Linked DNA regions of Homo sapiens: region 2 is linked to region 1. The links are chromatin loops, found by intact Hi-C in ENCODE. Cell type or tissue: Caco-2. All regions are shown on one strand. Links, peaks and the distances in the headings refer to the core of each region. The heading gives the core; the rest is flanking DNA. Region 1 overlaps ARHGAP29-AS1 (ARHGAP29 antisense RNA 1). Region 2 holds the start of LOC124904222 (a long non-coding RNA gene).

Region 1 (10,672 bases), core at 1,751-9,750:
CTGGAGTGCAATGGTGTGATCTTGGCTCACTGCAACCTCTGCCTCCCAGGTTTAAGTGATTCTCCTGCCTCAGCCTCTCAAGTACCTAGGATTACAGGTGTGTGCCACCACACCCAGCTAATGTTTGTATTTTTAGTACAGACAGGGTTTCACCATGTTGGCCAGGCTGCTCTCGAACTCCTGGCCTTAAGTGATCCATCCACCTCAGCCTCCCAAAGTGCTGGGATTACAGGTGTGAGCCACCACACCCTGGTCCTGCCTGGCCCCGTCTTCTTCTTTAAAGTCTGCTTCATCAGTTTCTGAGTCATCCTTCCCTATAGGTACTTCAATCTCAGTGACTACCCCTTCTCAATCTCCTTTGCTGGGTGCTGCAGCTTCCTGAATTCTGAATGGGAGAGTGCCTAGGGCTCCAGCCTCAGACCTCATCCTTTCTTCAGCCATATCTCATTTGGTCTGTGGCTTTATGTACCAGCTATGTGCTAAGTCATAAACATTAAAATTCCAGTATGGGCCCCTTCCCTGTACCCCAGACAGATCTCAATCACCTTCTCAACACATCTTCCTGGATGTCTAATGAGTGTGTGAAACCCATGTGTCAAAACTTGAACTTCTGATCTTTGCCCCTAAACCTATAGACTTTCCCATCTCAGTAAATGACAACTTCACTCTTCTAGTTGCTTTGGAAAATCTCCTTCCTTTTCTCTTCCTCCTGCTGCTCCTTGCCCCAAGGCCTTTGTACTCTCTGCCCGAGATGCTCTTCCCCCTAGTTATCCATCCACATGGCTTGCTTCTTCCTCTCATTAGGGCATCTTCCATAATGGCATCATCTCAGAGAAAACTTCCCTGACTAAGAAACAAGACCCTCTTTCTCCCCACAATCACCCCTGCTTTGTTTTTCTTCAAAATACTTGTTCCTATTTGATATTAACCCTATTATTGTTTAAAGTGTATCTCCCCCCATCTCATGCCAGTTAGAATGGCGATCATTAAGAAGTCAGGAAACAACAGATGCTGGAGAGGATGTGGAGAAATAGGAGCGCTTTTACACTGTTGGTGGGAGTGTAAATTAGTTCAACCATTGTGGAAGACAGTGTGGTACAAGGATCTAGAACTAGAAATACCATTTGACCCAGCCATCCCATTACTGGGTATATACCCAAAGAATTATAAATCATGCTGCTATAAAGACATATGCACACATATGTTTATTGCGGCACTATTCACAATAGCAAAGACTTGGAACCAACCCAAATGTCTATCAGTGATAGACTGGATTAAGAAACTGTGGCACATATATACCATGGAATATTATGCAGCCTTAAAAAAAGATGAGTTCATGTCTTTGCAGGGACATGGATGAAGCTGGAAACCATCATTCTCAACAAACTACCACAAGAACAGAAAACCAAACACTACGTGTTCTCACTCATAGGTGGGACTTGAACAATGAGAACACTTGGACACAGGGTGGGGAACATCACACCCCAGGGCCTGTCGGGGGGTGGGGAGCTTGGGGAGGGATAGCATTATGAGAAATACCTAATGTAAATGACGAGTTAATGGGTGCAGCAAACCAACGTGGCACATGTATACATATGTAATAAACCTGCACGTTGTGCACATGTACCCTAGAACTTAAAGTATAATAAAATAAAATAAATCTCCCCACTGGAAGGTAACTTTTTGAAGGCAGCAAGTTTGAACACTTTGTTTACTACTCTGATCCCTAACACTTACAACAGTATCATTTAAAACATAGCAGCCACTTGGTTTAAGAATGAACTTCCAGGGAGTCAAAGTTGTTCAAAAGCACAAGGCTGCTTCAGAAAGCTGCCTCTCAGAGTCATTGCATTAGGCAAGCAGTGACCATCTGGGCGGGCATCAGGGACATGAATAAGTATTGGGGTTAACTGAACCCAAGACTCCATGATTCTGGGGGATTGTGCTCCCTGAAGTCATCAGTAGCTCCCTGAACAAAGAACCCACAGGTCTTTCTCATTTATAACACTTACAGATGAAGTTTTCTCTCTCCTTTCCCTCGGCTTAAGAGGCAGCACTGAGTTGACCAAGTCCTCCACCCATTCTCTGACCACCACTCAGACAGACCCCTTTGCTGGCTCCTCTTTCTCTTGCTAGCCCTTTAAACCTGTGTGTTGCCAAACAGTTTTTTTACTTTAACACTCTCTCTAAATGCCTGTTAATCATTATCTAAGATGATAGCATGAGAAAGATTGCAAAAATGCTAGGAGTAATATTTAAAAAGCACAATACATTTTGCTTTGCATGTTGGTGAAGTCTCCTGATTTTTATTCAGAAGACCTAGGCTTGAGCTACTTACCCATTTTGTGTCTGGGGTCAAGACTCTTAACTTCTCTAGGCTTCTATTTCTGCATTTATAAAACAAGGAGAATAATATCTCACCTTACATGCATTATCTTAATGTATGAGGTTTGGGTGATACATGTGTGGATAGGTTTTATAAAATATCATCTGATCTATAAATAGAGATTTTATTATGATAGACCATAAAAAGGGGTCACTAAACCATTGTCTATAGAAGATAATAATTGATATAGGGCTGGGCATGGTGGCTTACACCTGTAATCCCAGCACTTTGGGAGGCCAAGGTCGGCAGATCCCTTGAGGTTAGGAGTTCAAGACCACCCTGGCCAACATGGCAAAACTCTGCCTGTACTAAAAATATAAAAATTAGCCTGGTGTGGTGGCAGGTACCTGTAATCCCAGCTACTCAGGAGGCTGAGGTACGAGAATCTCTTGAACCCAGGAGGTGGAGGTTGCAGTGAACTGAGATAGCACCACTCCACTCCAACCTAGGCAACAGAGCAAGACCCTGTCTCAAATAATAATAATAATCATAATAATAATTGGTATAGGCAATTGTCTTTTCATGTCTGTGTCTGTAAGGAGAAAGTCGTACTTGTAGGCCTGTGATTGTTTTTAGGCCCTCTCTCAAGATCCAATCAAATCAGTAATGCACTGTAACTGCCCATAGACCCAGGCTTATAGCCTCAAATAATCTACAAATATGCAACCAAAATAATTAAGCTGAAGTGCTTCTTTTGTCCAAATAAATCAGGCCACTTTTTCATATATAGAAATTAACAGTTCCTGAATCTTTTTTTTTTTTTTTTGACAGGTTCTTGCTCTGTTGCCCAGGCTGGGGTCTAGTGGTACAATCATGGCTCACTGCAGCATTGACCTCCTGAGCTCAAGCCGTCTTCTCACCTCAGCCTCCCAAGTAGCTGGGACTACAGGTGCACATCACCACATCCAGTTAATTTTTAATTTTTTGTAGAGACAAGGCCTCACTATGTTGTCAGGTTGATCTTGAAATCCTGGGCTCAATTGATCCTCCCACACTGGCTCTCTGGGATTACAGGCATGAGCCACTGCACCCAGCCCCCTGAATCTTCCTTGACTTCATTCACACCAGCCCTGCCTGTTTGCTGAAGGTTGCTGGAATCTGGCTGGATCATCTTTCCAGGAAAGGGGGCTTATTTGGGGTTTCAGGCAGGCATATCAGCACATTCCTGTATAAGACTAGGGGAGTTTCAGCATATTCCAGGCTGACCTTTCCTTTCAGTTGCAGATCAGACAGAGTCAACCTTAGTTTTATTTAGTTGGTTTATTGTTGTTGTTTTCCCTCTGTGACATAGAAGCGTGCACTTTGAGGGGGAAAAAAAATCCTACCTGTTTTACAGTTAGTTCCATGAGAAGCCAAACTAGTTATTAAAAGTAAGAAATATTTTAAGTTGCTCAGCTGAAATTTTAACAGCTCTTGTCTAATCGTTAACATACAAACCTCCCTAACCAGAATATTTGTGGGGGATGACTTCTTAACAGGATCTAAAATCAGCAGTTTCCCAAAAAGCCTGTTAAAAATTACACATCTGGAATTTTGTCCTAGTCTGACTAGGCTGCTGAATTCCCTTTTGATGTTTCCTGGGGGGTGGGGAAGAGATAAATAGCCTGATTTCATTTAATGTAGTACATTTCTTTGAAATCTGGTGTCAAATTTTGAGTATTTGCTGAAAGGTAGGGTGACCAATCATCCTGGTTTTCTTGGGATTGAGGGGTTTCCAAGGACACAGGATTTTCTTTGATTTGGGAGGCCAAGTTGAGCTGATCATCCTAAAAAGGAAACCCTAGTCCAAATCACTCACAGGACAGGTGAAGAAACTGAGGCCCAGCAAGATGAAATCATTTGCCACCATATTACATAGTTAGCCAACACTGACTGCATTGCTGGGACCAGAACCCAAATCTTCTAAGTCTTAGTTCAAAGCTCCACTGACCCACTTGACTTCTCCAAACTTAAGTTTGATGACTGGTTTGTCGGTATTTGACTGCTTTATTTAATTTATATGTGAGCAGAGGAAAGCGATAGTCCAAGTACATTCTAATCAGTGATCATAAAGACACAGATGTTCTAAAGCAACATAAAAGTAACATCTACTGAACACCCATGTTCATAACAGCATTACTCACAATAGCTAGAATGTGAAAGCAACCCAAATGTTCATGGATGGATGAATGGATAAGCCAAGTGTGGTATATACATACAATGAACTATGCGATTCAGTCTTAAAAAGGAAGGAAATTCTGACATTTGCTTCAACAAAAATGAATTCTGGGACATTATACTAAGTCAAATAAGCCAATCACCAAAAGACAAATTCTGTATGATTCTACTTTTATGAGGTACTCTATGAGTGGATACTTACAGATCTAAGATATAAATACTATACTTAGAGTATTTGTCTACTCTAAGTAGTCAAAATCACAGAGCCAGAAAGTAGAATGGTGGTTTGCTGTCAGCTTGAGGGAGGGAGGAATGGAAGTTATTGTTTAACAGGAACAGAATTTCAGCTTTGTCAGATAAAGAGAGTTCTGGCTAGGCACGGTGACTCAGGCCTGTAATCCCAGCACTTTGGGAAGCCGAGGTGGGCGGGTTGTTTTAGCCCGGGAGTTTAAGACCAGCCTGGGCAACATGGCAAGACCTCATCTCTACAAAAAAAACAAAAAAACAAAAAAACAAAAATTAGCCAGGCTTGCTGATACATGCCTGTAGTCCCTGCTATTAGGGAGGCTAAAGTGGGAGGATTGTTTGAGCCCTGGTGTTTGAGGACGCAGTGAGCTATGATGTTGCCACTGCACTCCCAGCCCAGGTGACAGAGCGAGTCTCAAAAAATAAAAGAAAGAGTTCTGGAGATGAATGTAATGATGGTTGCACAACAATATAAATGTACTTAATAACACTGAACTGTACACTTAAAAATGGTTGATAGTACATTTTATGTTGGATCTATTTTATCACATTTTTTTAATGGAAAAATAAAATAATAACTACAAATAGCTCATCTATTCCATTGGTGCAATGTTTCTGTTAAAGAGGTCTGCAAAGTGCTTTGCAGCCATTTATTAGCTTTGGGATGTTTTGTCAAATCAAACCACATTCTTTAGATAAGGAGTTTGGTTTGCTTTGATATTTAGTGACCTTCCCTTAGCTAGGGCATAGAATTTCCAGATGTGCAACACTCCCAACTTCTAGCTGCAAGCTCACAGCCTGGCACATAGTAAGTGCTCCATAAACATTTTTTAAATAAATAAATAACAGCAAGGACTAATATTTATTTGAAGCATTTATTCAGAGGTGGGTTGAACTTGAAGCTGGTGACGCTTAAGCTTCAGGATGTCTCACTTTAATAAGCCTTTTTCTAGACCTTGTGTGCGGGCGAGGGGAGGACCTGAGCAATGTGTTCACATAGTCACATATTCATATAAAACTTGCAAAAGTAAGATTTATCTTCTTTTCATTAAAGAGGGCTTCCGAAGTTGTGTAGTCTTCAAGTCCCATGAAACCCAAATCTGTCCCTGTACTTACTGCCTTTCTAAGTACTCTATGAATTCCTTTCCATGGTTTCCTCATGCAATTCTCACAACAACCCTATGAGGTAGAAGCTATTATATTCACTTCTGAGATGAGGAAATTGGGCAGCTCCACCATGGTTACCCCATGAGGGAGTGATAGGCAAGGACTTTCACTCTGGCATTTGAGACTAACTCTACAACTCCACTGAACACTAGGGATGGCCAAACCTAACTCTAGCTCATGTTAAATTAGGCATGTAGCCAGGTGTGGTGGTGCGTGCCTGTAATCCCAACACTTTGGAAGGCCGAGATGGGAGGATCTCTTGACCCCCAGAGTTCGAGACCAGCCTGGGCAACACAGCAAGACCTCATTCCTACGAAAGAGTTAAAAATTAGCCAGGTGTGGTGGTGCATCCCTGTAGTCCCAGCCAGTTGCGAGGCTGAGGTGGGAGGATCTGTTGAGTGCAGGAATTTGAGGCCGCAGTGAACTATAATTGCACCACTGTATTCCAGCCTGGGTGATGGACCAAGATCCTGTCTTAGAAAAAAGAAAAAAAATTAGGTGTGGTCTTGGTAAATACTACAATTTCACCTGATGTAACTGTAATAGCAACAATTGCATGATTGGCTGGTCTTTAAAAATAACCTGTGATTTGGGGAAAACATTTATTTTACAGGTTTTTTCCTGTCCCTATAATACTCACTTCATATTTTTGTTTGGTAAGATAGAAGGAAGTTTGGGAAAGGGGAAAATGAAAAGGGCAAGGCCAAAGAGGAGAAAGGAACAGAGATGTCATCCTATGTTAAGGAAGATTCTCCTCGCCCCCTCCACAGTTTCTTTCTCTTTCTTTTTGAAGGATGTGCAAGGGTGCTTTGTCTCTTGGGGAGTTCCACTCCCGTTTCAACTGTTCTCTGAATCTGCTCAACTTCTGCATTAGAGTCCCTATTTCTAGTCTGACAGTCCTACAAGTCAAAGGGCAGAAAGGAATCTTTCCTGTAAACATCCTCTGGGCCACTCCTGGAAAAGGTGACCAGCAACCACCGCTTCCTGTCTTTATTCTGACTCTTGGAGCAAATAATACAGTTTTCTATTCCTCTAAGATTTCTTGGAGCCAATAGGAGAACAGAACTGAAAACGTCATAGGACTGAAAATATCCTCCTATTGAGGATGCTGCTTTCTTTAGATTCAGGTTCTCCGCTTTAAAAAGTCATTCCCACCCCTGGCTTCCACACAGATGCTGGGGATACGCACTGTGCCTGGCACTTAGGAAATGCTGCTCACTGACTCCCACCTCCTCAGAGAGGTGCTGCCATTAACCCAAAGACAACCCCTCCCCAGTTTTGTGTCCCCCTCCCCCACTGCCCAGAGTTTTCTGTCTTGATTTCCCTATTTCTGACTGCAGTGCAGTTATCACCCAGCTGGTCAAACCCCAGGGTCACTCTGCCCACCCTTCGCTTCCCTCAGACTTCATTAATCACCAAGTACCATGGGATTTCCTTCCTATTCATGCCCATACTCATTCTCTGTTTTCCATTTTCTTTGCTGATACTTTGTTCAATGCCCTGCTTATTTTGGGCCTGGGACATTACAATTGCTTCCTGGCGGGGTTCCCTGCCTTTAGAGTCGCTCCCTGCTAAAAGTGGATTTGTCATGTAGCTAACAAATCTCAAGCTCCAGGACAGATGCTTGTACCTAATTTTGTATCTTGTGACTTTATATTCTCGATCTGCCCCACCCCCTATCCATTTGGCACTCAGCTGCCAGATTAATCCTTTTTACAATAGGTTTTATTTTTTGAGCAGTTTTAGATTCACAGCAATATTGAGCAGAAAGTACAAAGAGTTCCTGTGTGTCTCGTGTCCCCAGACACACACACAGCCTCTCTGATTATCAGCATCCCACATCAGTATATTTGTTTCAGTCAATGAACCTACATTGATACATCATTATCTCCAGAAGTCCATAGTTGACATTGAGTTTAATCTTTTAAAAATACTATTCTTTCAGCTGGGCGTGGTGGCTCACGTCTCTAATCCCAGAACTTTGGGAGGCCAAGGTGGGTGGATTATCTGAGGTCAGGAGTTCGAGACCAGCCTTATCAACACGGTGAAACCCCATCTCTACTAAAAATACAAAAATTAGCCAGGTGTGGTGGCGGGTGCCTGTAATCCCAGCTACTTGGGAGGCTGAGGAAGGAGAATGGCTTGAGCCTGGGAGGCGGAGGTTGCAGTGAGCCAAGATCGTGCCATTGCACTCCAGCCTGGGCAACACAGCTAGACTCTGTTTCAAAAAATAAAAATAAAAAATAAAAAAATACTATTTTTTCATATCACTGGTCTGCTTTAAAACTATTCATAAAAATGCTGACCATCAGGACATATTTCAGAATTCAAGGAAAAAATTGAAAAAATAAAATAAAATTCTGTCCATATCTCCAAAGTCTATGTCCTTACTTGGATATTCAAGGCTTTCCACGATCTTCCCCAGCTTTCAACCTGATTTCTCAAGAGTCATCTGCGCATGCCCTTTGCAGGGGGTGCTCTTCACCGACTCCTACCCGCTGTCCCCATCATCACATCTGTGGCTCTGCTACACGTAAAATCTGATTGAATTCAACTCCACAAAAATGTGCTGTGACTTACTTAATCTAGGATGTCTATCTGCCTCCATTCTGACCATGAAAAACCCACCCAGTTTACTATGCCAGTCCACGAGCCCCTCCTGGCTGCAATCCTGTTTGCCTCAATAGCAGTAGTTTCTAGCTTGAGAGGGGTTGAAGTGGACTAGTAAGACTTTTAAAAACAATAATAAAGTACAGGGAGGCCGAGGCAGGCAAATCACCTGAGATTGGGAGTTCGAGGCCAGCCTGGCCAACATGGAGAAACCTCGTCTCTACTAATAATACAAAATTAGCTGGGCGTGGTGGCATATGCCTGTAATCCCAGCTACTCGGGAGGCTGAGGCAGGAGAATCACTTGAACCTGGGAGGCGGAGGTTGCAGTGAGCTGAGATTGCACCATTGCACTCCAGCCTGGGCAACAAGAGCAAAACTCTGTCTCAAAAAACAAAAACAAAATAATAAAGTACAACATCTGATTGTCAATTTTTTATTCTGCCAAATAAGAACTTAAAAAACAACTACCACCATCACAGTATCTTATTTTAAAAAAGACATTTACTAATCAAAAAGCATAAAAGGCATAATATCAGAATAACTGTTGGTTCTTCAAATGTAATTCACTTAGCTTTAGGAAAAAAATCATTTTTAAAAAAAATTGTATGACTGTCTGAGGTACTGAAAACTGTTCAGACTGGCATTTGGGAGTGATTCTACAGTGCTTCTGGTCTCCACCACCTGTTTCGCATTTAATCACAGGCTGCCTTGGGGCACATTTTCATTGTTGCCTCTCTATTTAACTTCTTGTGCACATATGTTATTTCCCCAACTGGAAGGTAAGCTTTATAAGGAATCTGTAAAAGGACTGCACGCTTAACTTTCCAGCAAGGCTTTGCACACAGAAAATGTTCAATAAATATTTGTTGAATGAATGAATCAACCTTTTCTAAGCCTGTGCTAACCAATAAATCTCCTCTTAATGAGATCTGAGCGCCCCATCCTGAGGCAATTTCTCTCAACAGACTTCTTTAAAATGAATTATCCAGTACAAATTGCTTTACTTTTGAGTGAAGCCTAAAAATAAAAATTGTTTAAACCTGATATGAAAAGTAAACAGTTTTTTCCTCAGGGCAGTAGCAAGCCCCAACAGGGAGGAGAATCAAGACACAAACACACTTCTGTACCCGCCATTTAATTGATCCTAGTTATTTTGGGCTTTGTTGGTAGGCATGCACACAGTCCATGCTTCTGGCTTGACTTGACTGCATAGGGTGGTTGGCATTCTTTCTGGGGCTCTCACCCCTGTGCCTAAAGCCTCCACGATAACCATGTTGTGCCTTTCCCTCTCTCTACTCGGGTAACTTGGAAAGAAAGGTTAGGAAGAAGCTTAACATCTGGCTAGCCAAGCCTTGGTTTTAGATTCCAGAGTTGATACAGAGCAATTCAGAAAAGTGTCTTTTGGATTTAAAGCATTGTTTTTGCTCAGGATCTCGAGTTACCTTCAAAAAATTTAAATAAGATAAGGCCACATCCTTGCTTAAAACATTCATCAACTTTCAATTCAATTCCATTCAACGGCTATTGATTGAAGACCTGGCCCTGAAGAACAGAGCCGGAATGCCAGGCCCTGTTCTAGATGTTGGGGATATGTCAGTAAACAAAGCAGACAAAACTTTCTGCCTCACCGAAGCTTAGAGGGAGGTAGGAGTGAGGTGGGGGAGACAAACAAGAAAGATAATGAATAAATAACATATTATTTCTGTGTTAGAAGGTGATAGATGCAATGGAAACTAATTGGAGCAAGGGGGTGTTGCAATTGGGACGGGAGGGACAGAGGAGGCCTCGTTGAGAACGTGGGTGGAGCAAAGGCTTGGAGGAGGTGAAAGGTGTGGCCATGAGACCATTTGGGAGAAGAGGAAATGCCTTCCATATCATGACCTCACCCAGCACCCTCTCACCCTGTGGCCCTCCCACACGGATCTCCAGCAGCCCCTGCAGTCTCCTCCCCACCTCCAGGCTTCACACACATTGTTTCATCCTCAGGACTGTATTTTCCTTCCCTGTCTCTTGACCAACTCCTCATCCTTCCGACCTCAATCTAAATGCCACCTCCTCTGGTGGGCTTTTTTTTGCTGCCCCTCATCCATTATAACTTAGATGC
Region 2 (10,672 bases), core at 1,149-9,148, 250 kb before region 1:
CGCCAGAGAGCTTGGAAGTGCTGACGTGCTCTTATCCCTGCAGAGCTAGTGAGGACCACACTTTCCAGATGTCCAAGGCTGTCCAAATATGCAAGTCTTCAAAATGACAAAAATACTCCAGGCTTTTACTCTCCAGCATGGGGAGGCGAGGGAGTGGGGTCACACTGGCTACAGCCTGCTTTGAAGATCAGAAAGCCTGACGATTAAAGAGCTTTAAAGAGAGAGAGAAACATTCCTAGCCTTGAACCTTTCTGGCTCTCTCCAAACACACAGGATGGCCAGCTGAGGGAAGAGCAAGGAGGAAGAGAGAAAATAACAGACAGCCAAAATAACTTAGTCAGGGAAATCACTTCCAATTACAATTCTGTGACAAGTAATGCTGGGGGAGGAGGAATTTCTATAATATGCCTCTTTTCTTCTCCTGGAAGAGGAAAAAAAAAAACCATTACCCACAAAAGAGCAGAACTAAGAATGTTTGAAAATTTGAATATGATGGTTGTCCTCCTGTATAGATTTGTTAAAGCACTTATATTGCTATTTGCATCTATTTCCTTTTCTTTAACCTCCTGTTCCTATCATTGTGAGGGCTATTGGTGTCGACATTTCTTTCTTAGCATGTAACTCACAAGAAGTCAGATGGTCTTGTCTTGATTAAGTTGTTCCCTGAATGCATACTGAGAATCTGCAATGTGCCAGAGCCTGGTCGACTCTAGGAATACAAGAAGGAAAGATAAACATCTCTTCCTGAAAGAAAGTTGAGAGCTAATGAGGGAGAGGATTGGAGCAAACCAACAACCATAATGTGGAAGGATCAGGTTCTAATGAAAGCAAGCCCAGTGTATTGGGGAAGCCCAGCGGAGGGACGCAGCTAAGTCTTCCTGGAGGGATCAGGGAAGGCTGCCTGGAGGAAGAGCCTCCTGAGTAGGAGGATAAGCAGGAATTAGCCGAGGAGAGGAAAGTGGGGGAAAGGTCAGCTCAGGCACAGGGAACAGCACATGAGGTATCTGGGGACCTACAAGAATAGATCAGTGGTTCCCATCTGTGGCTGTGCTTTAGAACCACTGCGGAGCTTTAAAAGATACCTATGCCAGGCCCTACCCCAAGCAATTAAATCAGAATCTCTAGTGGCAGGGCCAGGGCATCCATATCTTGTAAAAAACTCCCTAGGTAATTGCAAGGCACAGAAGGGAGTGTAGGGTGAAGGGAGGTGAGTGTGACAGCAGCACTAGAAAGGAGGGTGGGACCGGACGGTTTGCCCTGCGGGACTCAGTAGTATGAACGACCAATGCAGGGCTTCCCCGGACACGTGCTTTCAGTGCTAAGACCAGGGGAGTTCTGGGCAGGCCTTAAACAGCCACAGAAGCTAATGTAGGGTTTTGAGCTGGGATATCACCTATGGGATCAGACTATGATCACTGGTAGTGGAGAGGGGGGAAAGCAAGCAGGAAGACTGGGTTATTGATGTACTGCAGGCTTTAAGGAACAGATTCATCCCCACAAACTATCTGTGAGTTACCTGGAATCCTCATTTTACTGAAGAGGAAACTGAGCTTTATAAAGTATCTTATTTTTTTGAGGAGACCTGCCTGAGGTCACCCAGAGAGACAGTGGCAGAGCTGGGACTCCCTCCCCAATTTCACCTTCAGGCCTAGAGTTCTTCCTGCCACACCAGGAACCGTGGGAAAGGCTGGATCCACAGCCTGGCGCTCAGGGCCCTCACTACTATCTTGTCAAGTAGGTGGATCAGCAATTACTACTTATCCTCACTTGGCAGCCCCGGAACTTAGGTTCAACGAGTCTGAGTGACTCCCCCAGAGGCGTGGTAGAGTAGGTATCAAACCCCAGGTCATTTGATTCCACAACTACTACCCGAGAAATAAAGAAACGAGAAAGGCAGACAGGGCGTAAGGACCTGACCACAGAACCAAGCTCCACTGCACTGGGAAGAAGTAGGCAATCCCAATTCATTCGCCGAAACCTCTCACTCCCGAGTCCCACCTGCGCCTCAGAGTATGCACCGGAAGCCTCTGGCGATTCAGAGGCTGTGTTTGAACAAGGGGCTGCACACCCAACACTTCTTGGGCCTCCTGAACTAAACTGTCCCACCTCAGCCTCCATGCCCTGGGGGCAGGTCCCATGTAATGTTCTCAGTCTTCTAGATAAAAAGGAAGAAAACTATTAGTGTTCCAGCTGATATGGGCAGAGGAACACAGGTACATGAAAAATTCTAAAGGGCCCAGGCTTAAGTGACACCACGCTGATGAGATATTAATAATGATCTTAAAATGATATGGAATTGGTATTTCTTTGGGCCCAGGCTTCAGTGACACCATGCTAATGAGATATTAATAATTATGTTAAAAGGAAATGGAATTGGTATTTCTTTAAGAAATACCAGTATGTGTAGTCACCCACCATAGAGCTAAGGGAAATGGAGAATTTTCTTTAGGCAGTGATTCTCTCACAAACAGGCATTGCCTAGCCTAACATTGACCAGTCCTTAAATGAGATGTAGGACTTAAACAGGTCACACACCAAAAGTTGTCAATAAATGTTTGTTTCTTCTGGACAGAAATAATGCAAGGTTTGCTATTGGATAAATAGTTTGGGTCTGTTGAGGGTGGGGGTAGGTGGCATCTAATATGTAGACTGTTAGCACAGTCCCTGACCATGGGCCTGACACCCAGTGTTTGTCAGTACTTAACCCACCCAACCATGCTGCTTGAGGACAAAGGATTGACAGTGTGATGCTTGGGCCAGGGGGCTTCTGAACTGAACTGCTAGAATACATTTTTAAAATATGCATTTAAATTTGCTTTAGGGAGACCTCAATGTTGTACAAAGATAAGTAGTCAAATAATCTTTTTTTATTGGTTTGTCAAGTTTAGAACTGCATATAGAGAATTTTAGTATTGGCAATTAGAGTGAATCTGAAATTTAATTCCTAAAACGAAAAACAAAATTATTTGGGGAGATGAAAGTCTTTGCTCTTCATGTTGTGACACACACATAGAATGTTCTACCAGTTCACTCAGTCATGGGGCATTTGGACAGAGCCCTAGAGGGCTTGTGGTCTGATGTTCTTACTTGGCTGGTGAAGAAATTGGGATCAGAGGAGCAAAGGGCCTTGCCCAAGGTCAATCTAGGTCAGAAGCAGAGCCTGCATCCGTGTCTTCAGTGCTGAGCCTGCAGAGTGCCATGGTTCCCCTATCCTTGCTCTGAGGATAAGCCACACTCTAGCCACAAGCGGGGGTGTAACATCCCTGAACAAGAAGATCTTCTGCTCCAGAGCAGCATTGTTCAGTAGAACTTTCTGCAGTGATGGAATTGTTCTATATCTGCCCTGTCCAATATGGCAGGCAGGAGCCACAAATATCTATTGAACACTTAAAATGTGGCTAATGCATCTGAGGCATTGTGTTTTTACTTTTAATTAATTTAAATTTAAATAGCCCTGCGTGGCTGCTGGTTACTGTATTGGCCAGCACAGTTCCAAAGATAGTACATTCTTTGAGGCTGGGGCCGTGGCTTGTTCGCCGTGGTCTCTAGAATAGCATTTTGTCATGATAGGGCCTCGATATATGTTTACTGAGTTGAGTTGATTTGTGTATTTTGAATATAACTCTGCATCCTACCCTAGAATCACATGATAAACTAGGAGAAATTAATAAAACGTGAATTTTTGCTACAGTGCTAATGACAGTATACCTCTTAAAACAAAAAAGCTAGTAAAAATAAATATATTTTAGTAATATGACTCTCAGAGATATCTGGCCCATTCTCTTTGAACTCCCTTTTCATGTCTTAAGGGGAAATCTATACGGGAATAAGCAGCTGATGTTTTTCAGTGGCATTGCTGACTGCTGTGATGACGTGGGCTCCATCCTGGCTGGTTTATCAGGCAGCTGATTCATAGTCATGTTTCCTGATGCATCCCCCTACAATGATACCTTGATAATCTCTGGGGGAAAAAAAACTTAAAAGATTCTCAAACGTTCATTTACCCTAAAACATCTGACCCATTTTCAAAGGTGCTTTGTCTTCCTTGCCTTGCAAATTGGTGTAGCATAGTGTTTAAGAGTCTAACAGATCTGTTGCCATTTCCTAATTGTGTGGCTTCTGTTTCCCTACCTACAAAATTGAGATATGCCCTATCTCATAGGTTTGTTCTAAGGATCACATTAGACGCTGTTTGTGAAGGGCTTACAATTGCCTCCCTGTAGGAATAAAAGCAGATGCTTGCTGAAGGCTTACTATACGGCCAAAACTGGTCCAAGGACTTTACTCATATTCACCCATTTCATTCTCACAACAACCTTATGAGGTCCAAGTTCACTTAGGAGACACGACTAAGCAAAGTAAACCTCCTCTGGAAAGAGCCTGTGTTTTTAACCACTATGGTATACCAAACCGTCTCACAAATAGTTAGGATCTGATAAATACCATTTTTATGACTGTTTTTGCAAAATATCTTGAAAGTCAACAGACTTTTAAGCCCCAGCCAGGTTACCTTTTAGCCATGGCAGCTGTTTATCAGGGGAGGAAGGGAGCTATTTTCTTTAAATAATATGTCTGGGAACATATCCCATCCTGAGCTGATCCATAACACCTCATTTGGTTAGAACAATGCTATGGACAGATGCCAAAGCCCATGTCCCAGGTGGGCAGTAGGGGAGCTGAGAGGGCGTGGGGCCTCACACACTGATGCTTGCTAGCTGCTTGTTGATCACTAGGTGAAAGTCAGACAACTCTGCCCACAGGAAGGCCTTATAAAGCTAATCCCGAATGTCATCCTCCCCACATCTTCCCTAGATCAAGGTAGAGCAATTGTAGAAGCTGCTTTGGACATGAATCAGAAGTTCCTGGGTCACCCTCTGAAGTATGAGTCATGAGGTGGCCTTGCATTCTCATGGGGAAGCCACCTGCCATGCAGCAAGTGACCTCATTCCCTATTGGTACTTGCTTTGATCCCTGAAATCAAAATCTTGGCTAATGGACATGTATATTAGTGCACGTATGTACATAAGTACGTTTGGGAGACAGAGATGAATGAATAAACTCTCAGCAGAGGTTTTTGATTTTGATATATTTGGTCTGATTAGCTTGCAAGTTAGAATATAGTAGGTTCTATGAGGCTACGGCCATGGAGTCTATGTGTAAAAGCTGTCTGCTTCTACACTAAGAGTAACTATGCAATCATGAATGTTAGGGAAGAATGTAGGTAGACAAGAACTGGCTATTGTAAGGGGCCAGTGTAAGGTGCTCAAACCTAGCACCACTAGTGGGAAAAGGAGTCAAAGGGCATCTTTGCTGAATAAAAACACAGTGTCTTAAGGCCTCAGAGGCAGATTCTGGGCAAATGTTATAGCCGGAGCTCAGAATCTCAAAGAGAACCATTGTAATGCCCTATGACAGCCAATGACAATAAAGCAAGGAAAGGGCTTTCCTCCTCCCCTTTAGTTTCCTAACTGCTGTGGCTGAGCCCAAGTGGCAGGACCACCACCATTTGAAGTCCACACAAGTCCTACAGCTCTTTGTTGGTTGTTTTGCTGGCACTCACCAGGAAGCAGAGTTCACCCTGGCGGAAGAGGTTTGAGCCCTCTCCAGCGCAGGCAGCTGTGTTCAGGACCTCTGGAGAATGCAGTCATTTGTTTACACAGCTAAATCAAACACCTCCTTGGGAGGACAAGCTGCAGTAGCAGCAGGCTTCCTTCTTTAACTGTGACCTCTCTGTCTGTAATTCAAACACATTCAGTAACAGATACATTAAATTATCTGTTAGGTGGGAAATGATGTCCAGTAGAGGCAGAGAAAGAAAGAAAATCTTTCCTTTTGTTTAAACTTGATGATCAAAGTGGGGAGCAACCCTGTGCTGACGTGGCATAAGAGGACATATTTTGACGAATACATCCAGGACGTGCTAGGAGTGAGGTCTTCGAGGGTAAGGGAGCCACTGCCCGCTTAGAGATGTTGGCTGTATAATCCCGCCTCTCACATCTGTAACTCCTAAACTCAGGCTGAGAACAAAGCGGGCGATGAATGCCAGCGGAGGGCTCAAGTGGCCCTGCTGGTGTCAAGGTAGACACCTGGGGTTCCTTTTGAGAAATGCCAATGGATGTGGGCAAACATCCCAGAATGAGTTTCCTGGCTAATCTAAACAGTAACATTCAAGATTTATTTCCCACTACATGGAAAAATCCACTGGATAAAACAGCCTTGGGCTATCTGAATTGGTTGGAATGGTGAGTTAGAGGCCGAAGGCACTGCAATAAATTTTATCTTGCACGCTGGGCACCGCAAACAGACATCTGAAACGTTCACCCACAGAGAGTAAGGAAACACATGACGACTGGAAAACAAAGGGACAGGAAATGCACAGCTGTTAAAAAATGTCTGTCTCTAAAATAAACAACTTAAATACAATAATGAAACAAATAAAAAGATCAAGTTGGAGGACAAAGATTCACACTGGGGCAAAGCCACGAGGTAATGCCTGCGTCTAACTGGGTCCAAAGGAAGAGAATCACCTGGCTGACAACTGCAGGGCACTTGAGCTCTTAAAGTTTCTTGTTGAATCATCCCAACAACTTGGGCACATGGATGCTACTATATTCAAAACATCTGCTAATCAACAGAGCTGGGCACTGACCAATCAGACCACATTCTGGCCACAAACACCCATTTCAGCCACACCAGTGAATGCCACTTGAACTGCAGTTTGGGTTATCATCCTCAGTTTTCTGGCAGTAAAACAGCAAAGTTGCCTCCAATCACAGAGCCTATTGGTGCAAGAGATGGTGTCCTTTCACCTATAGGTGAAGCTTTTGCAAGCCGTGCCTGCTGACTCCAGGCACTACTTCTTCTCCCCTGATGCTGCAGCCACACCTCTGCCCAGCCCATCCATTTCTCTTGAGCTTCACATCTCTGCACTTTGCTTATGCCCTTCCTCCTGCCTGAAATTGTCTTTCTTCCTTGCTTAGCTGGAAAATTCAACCTTTACAGCCCAGAGAAGCATTTATGAGCGTCTATTCTATGTGACTACAGCTCCACTAAGGTAAGTTGGGAAGTCAAAAAGAAAAGTAAGGCAGTTTCGGCCCTTGAGGGGTTCAGGGCCATGAAGGTGCGGAGGCGTATAAACAAATCATGATCAAGGGCTACAGGGAAGGGAATGGTGCACAGAAGAAGGCCCGAAACATAGGACCTGAGTCCTGAAGCGTGGGTGTGGGTGTTGACCTGGCAGTCGAGTGGGGGAAGGATGGAAAGGCTCAGTGGTACCAGGTGGGAAGCCTGGGGCAGTCCCATAGAACATGGAAGAAGCATGAAGGGCTAGACTGGGAAGGCCTTTACCTTAACAGCAATGAGGAGTCACTGTGGAGCTGTGGGCGCTAAGTCTTGGCAAGCCTGGGATTTTAGAAAGATCTTGCTGGAAGCAGTTGAGAGCTGAACAGCAAGAGACTGGCGGCCTGGCAAACAGCTAAGAGAGACAGTACACGCTTCTGTAAATGGAGGCCATAAATGGGAAAGAAGGAGGAATTTCAGAGATAATTTGGAGGAAGAATTGACAGTGCTTAGAGGATTTATGATGTTTTGAATTGGATTTGTACAATCTGTTTCTACTCTGTCAGATTGAATTATGTTCTGCTAGTCCTCTGAGATACCACTATTATGGCATTATTTAATGACATGCTTATCTCTCCAATGTGAGCTTCCAAGGAATCAGGGATTAACAGCATTTATTCAAATGTAGGTAGCTCAATCCATGCAAATGCATGAATGACTGAATGAATTCACATCTTTTTGGTTTCCTACTCTAATCTAGCTACTTTCAAGCAGGAAAATCCAATCATAATAGTGCCTATTATGCTGCATATTATAAAATAATGTCTTCCTTCATTGGATTCATTATATAATTTATCCAGAGAATACTTTCTGAGCCCCCTATTAATGTGGGCTGCATATGACAGCAGAAAGAGCTTTCTCATCAGAGCCAGGCAGCTCTGGATTATAATTCCAGATCCCCCATTTAGCTGTTGTGTTACATTAGACTGTCAACCTCTTTGAGTCTGTTTTTAATTCTATAAAATGACAATTATGCTTACTAGGCAGGTAATTGGGAGTATTGCATGAGATGACATGTAACAGTGCCCAGCATGTGGCTGGCTCATAGCAGCTTCAATATCAGTCCACCCTATGAGCTCCATTGATTACTATTTGGACCTCCACCCATGACCCCGGTCTACCCCTTGCCCACATTTTCCTTCCTCAGGCCAGTTATATGTTTCTTAGAGACTAGAGGTATGAAATGAGGTCATTGCCTATGAGTTGCTTAGGATCTAGTTCATGGCTCTTGAAATAATATTGTTTGTGTGATGCAGACTTCTGTGCTCTTTCTCACGATCCCCTGATTTCTCCCTAGCCTTCCAATGCACATCTAGAGTCAATGAATTAATAGAAGAAAGAAATAGGACAGATAATTCACAAATATTTATATATCTGAGTCTAAAGTACATTACATGATCAGCAGCTTTATCTTCTTAATCCTATTTTTTCTTAGGTTATCCTGAAAAATACATTCCCTGCGTACATTCTGTTTGGGTGGTGGTGGCATGTGGCCAGGAACATGCAAGGTTACAGAGAAAAAATAGTCCAAATCTCTGGCCTTTGAGAATTCATCAGCAAGATAATCACCATGTAGACAATAAGGAGTTATGCACATGTATTGACTGTGTTGACAGCAGAGGAAAAAGCAGTTAATGAATGCATGTTTTTTCACAGCTTAGAGAAATACAGTGGTTACTGGTTAAAGTACAATTTTATGCCTTGATCAGAGGTATTTTCGTATTAAAATCTGGCTGAATTCAGCTTCCTATATCAGCTTCCTGATGTGAAATTCAAGACCTGAAAATCAAATATATTATGAAATGAAAATACACTGTGAACTCTGAATAGTATTTCATCTGTGCCAGGCCTAACCTTTTGCTAAACAAAAAATCCAAAGGGGAGGGGTGTGTATGCTTGTTTTAGCTGAAGGGCAATAAGAAGAATAATGTATTAATTTTTCTAATTGAGCTTTTCTCCAGAAGCAAAATATATGTGAATAAAGACACATATAAATTAGAACTATAAATGAATACACATACCAGTTTAAGATATTTGCCTGTATGAGGACCCATTTGTCCTGTGTCCTTAGATTTGGAGAAAAGGGTGATTGGAAGGCCCATGGGAATGAATGTCTCCCCATGAGTGATGTGAGGCTCCCCAAACCACCATCATCTATTTTCCTACTCCACTGCCTGCCTTCTAACTGGGCCGTCTGACTTCCATTTATTTCCCCCTGCTAATGGGAGGGGATCAGAGGAAAGACAGAATGTATTTATGGGGTGAATGAGATTGCAGACCCTATTGTGGAGGGGGTCTGAGACAGCAGACCATGGTCCACAGAAATGCCAGCATGGTGGTTAGGCCGCCCTCCTGGGAGGGGCCTGTACTCTCTGCTCAGAACCCCCAGGCAGGCCTTCAGCAGCCCAGTGAAGCAACATCCTTGCTTTCAGAGCCATCAGCAAAGAGTTTTCATGGCCTCTCTGCTACTAAGCCATCCTCAGGGTGGGGACATGAATGATTTTCAAGTCTCCTCCAGACTTCCCAAAACACGAGAACAGAAGCAGAAAAATCCAGGACAAGCCACAGTGATGTGTTTCTTCCTCACACATTTCCTCCCCGCTATCTTCTCCTTTCTGTTCATTGCCCCTTGCTTTCCTCCTCCCCCACCCCAAGGGCAGGAAGATCAGAAACCACATCATCACAGCTGCTGGGCTTCTGCTCCCATCATACCCCTCTGCTCAGAGGCCCTCGTGAAGTCCTGGCGGCCCCGGAGGATGTGATTTGCAGCGTTGTGATTCCTAGAGGAGCACCAGCTTGGAGGCTGGGCCTATTTACAGGAGGCACTAACATCATTTCCTCTCCTAAGCAGTGTTTTTTGGCTTGTATTTTGTTAAAAAGCTAATATTTATTAAGTGCTTACTATATGTCAGTGCTTTGCATGAATTAGCTCATTTAATTCTCATAACGAGCCTATTAGGTAAGTGCTATTAATATCCCTATTTTATAGACTTGGAAACTGGGCACAGATAATAGGAATTTGAACCCAGGCAGTGTGGGTCCAGAGACTGAATTCTTAACCATTTAAGCAATTAATATATTTTAAGTATCTGTTTGGTGCCTGGGGCTGCATTAGGAACAAGCTGCTTGGAAAAAATAATCCTTCTGGAAAACAAGACATTTATGTCACGATACGAATGTCAAGTAGACAAGGAGTATTCTTTATATACTTTGCAAAAACATTGTGAGAACCACTGAACTCCATGCTGCACAAATGAAGCAACAGAGCCTCTCTCCTCCGTCCACACCCCCTCGCACAGGTCCTGCTTATGTTATAACAGCAGTGGGTGGATGGTGGTGGGCCTGGCTGGGAATAAGGGCTTAGCAGGTAGAGGCACCATGAGAGGAGGGAGATGTTAATTGAGTAACTAACTGTACAAGGGAACTGCAGGTCCCACAAATCTAATAGGTCTGTAAACATGCAGATAACCAGGCCTCTTCCCTGGAAATTCTGAGCCAGTCGATCTGGGTTGATGCTTAAGAATCTGTTTTGTAAACAGACACATAGACCAAT

What was found. Peaks named below come from ENCODE experiments on the same cell type or tissue, not always from the same donor. Only the 100,000 strongest peaks of a DNase experiment are listed, where the experiment ranks them.
Region 2: it touches region 1 in a loop (4-fold over the local background); 6 of 110 quality-filtered maps call a loop at or near these places.

The regions. Positions count from the first base shown.
Region 1 is chr1:94,312,478-94,323,149 of GRCh38, forward strand. The region is part of intron 2 of ARHGAP29-AS1 (ARHGAP29 antisense RNA 1); the gene reads left to right. It also overlaps a transcript of ARHGAP29 not described here. Among named protein-coding and RNA genes, the nearest start is that of ARHGAP29-AS1, 70 kb to the left of the region's middle. RefSeq lists an enhancer at 4,696-4,990. In Caco-2, for the core only: no CTCF peak of the experiment used is centred there; DNase peaks (open chromatin) are centred at 3,384 and 4,944.
Region 2 is chr1:94,063,507-94,074,178 of GRCh38, forward strand. All of the region lies in intron 11 of ABCA4 (ATP binding cassette subfamily A member 4), which reads right to left. LOC124904222 (a long non-coding RNA gene) reads left to right here and starts at 6,853. Exons shown (of 2, transcript XR_007066231.1): 1 at 6,853-7,054. RefSeq lists enhancers at 4,360-5,559, 5,750-6,307 and a silencer at 8,507-8,801. In Caco-2, for the core only: no CTCF peak of the experiment used is centred there; DNase peaks (open chromatin) are centred at 4,872 and 5,615.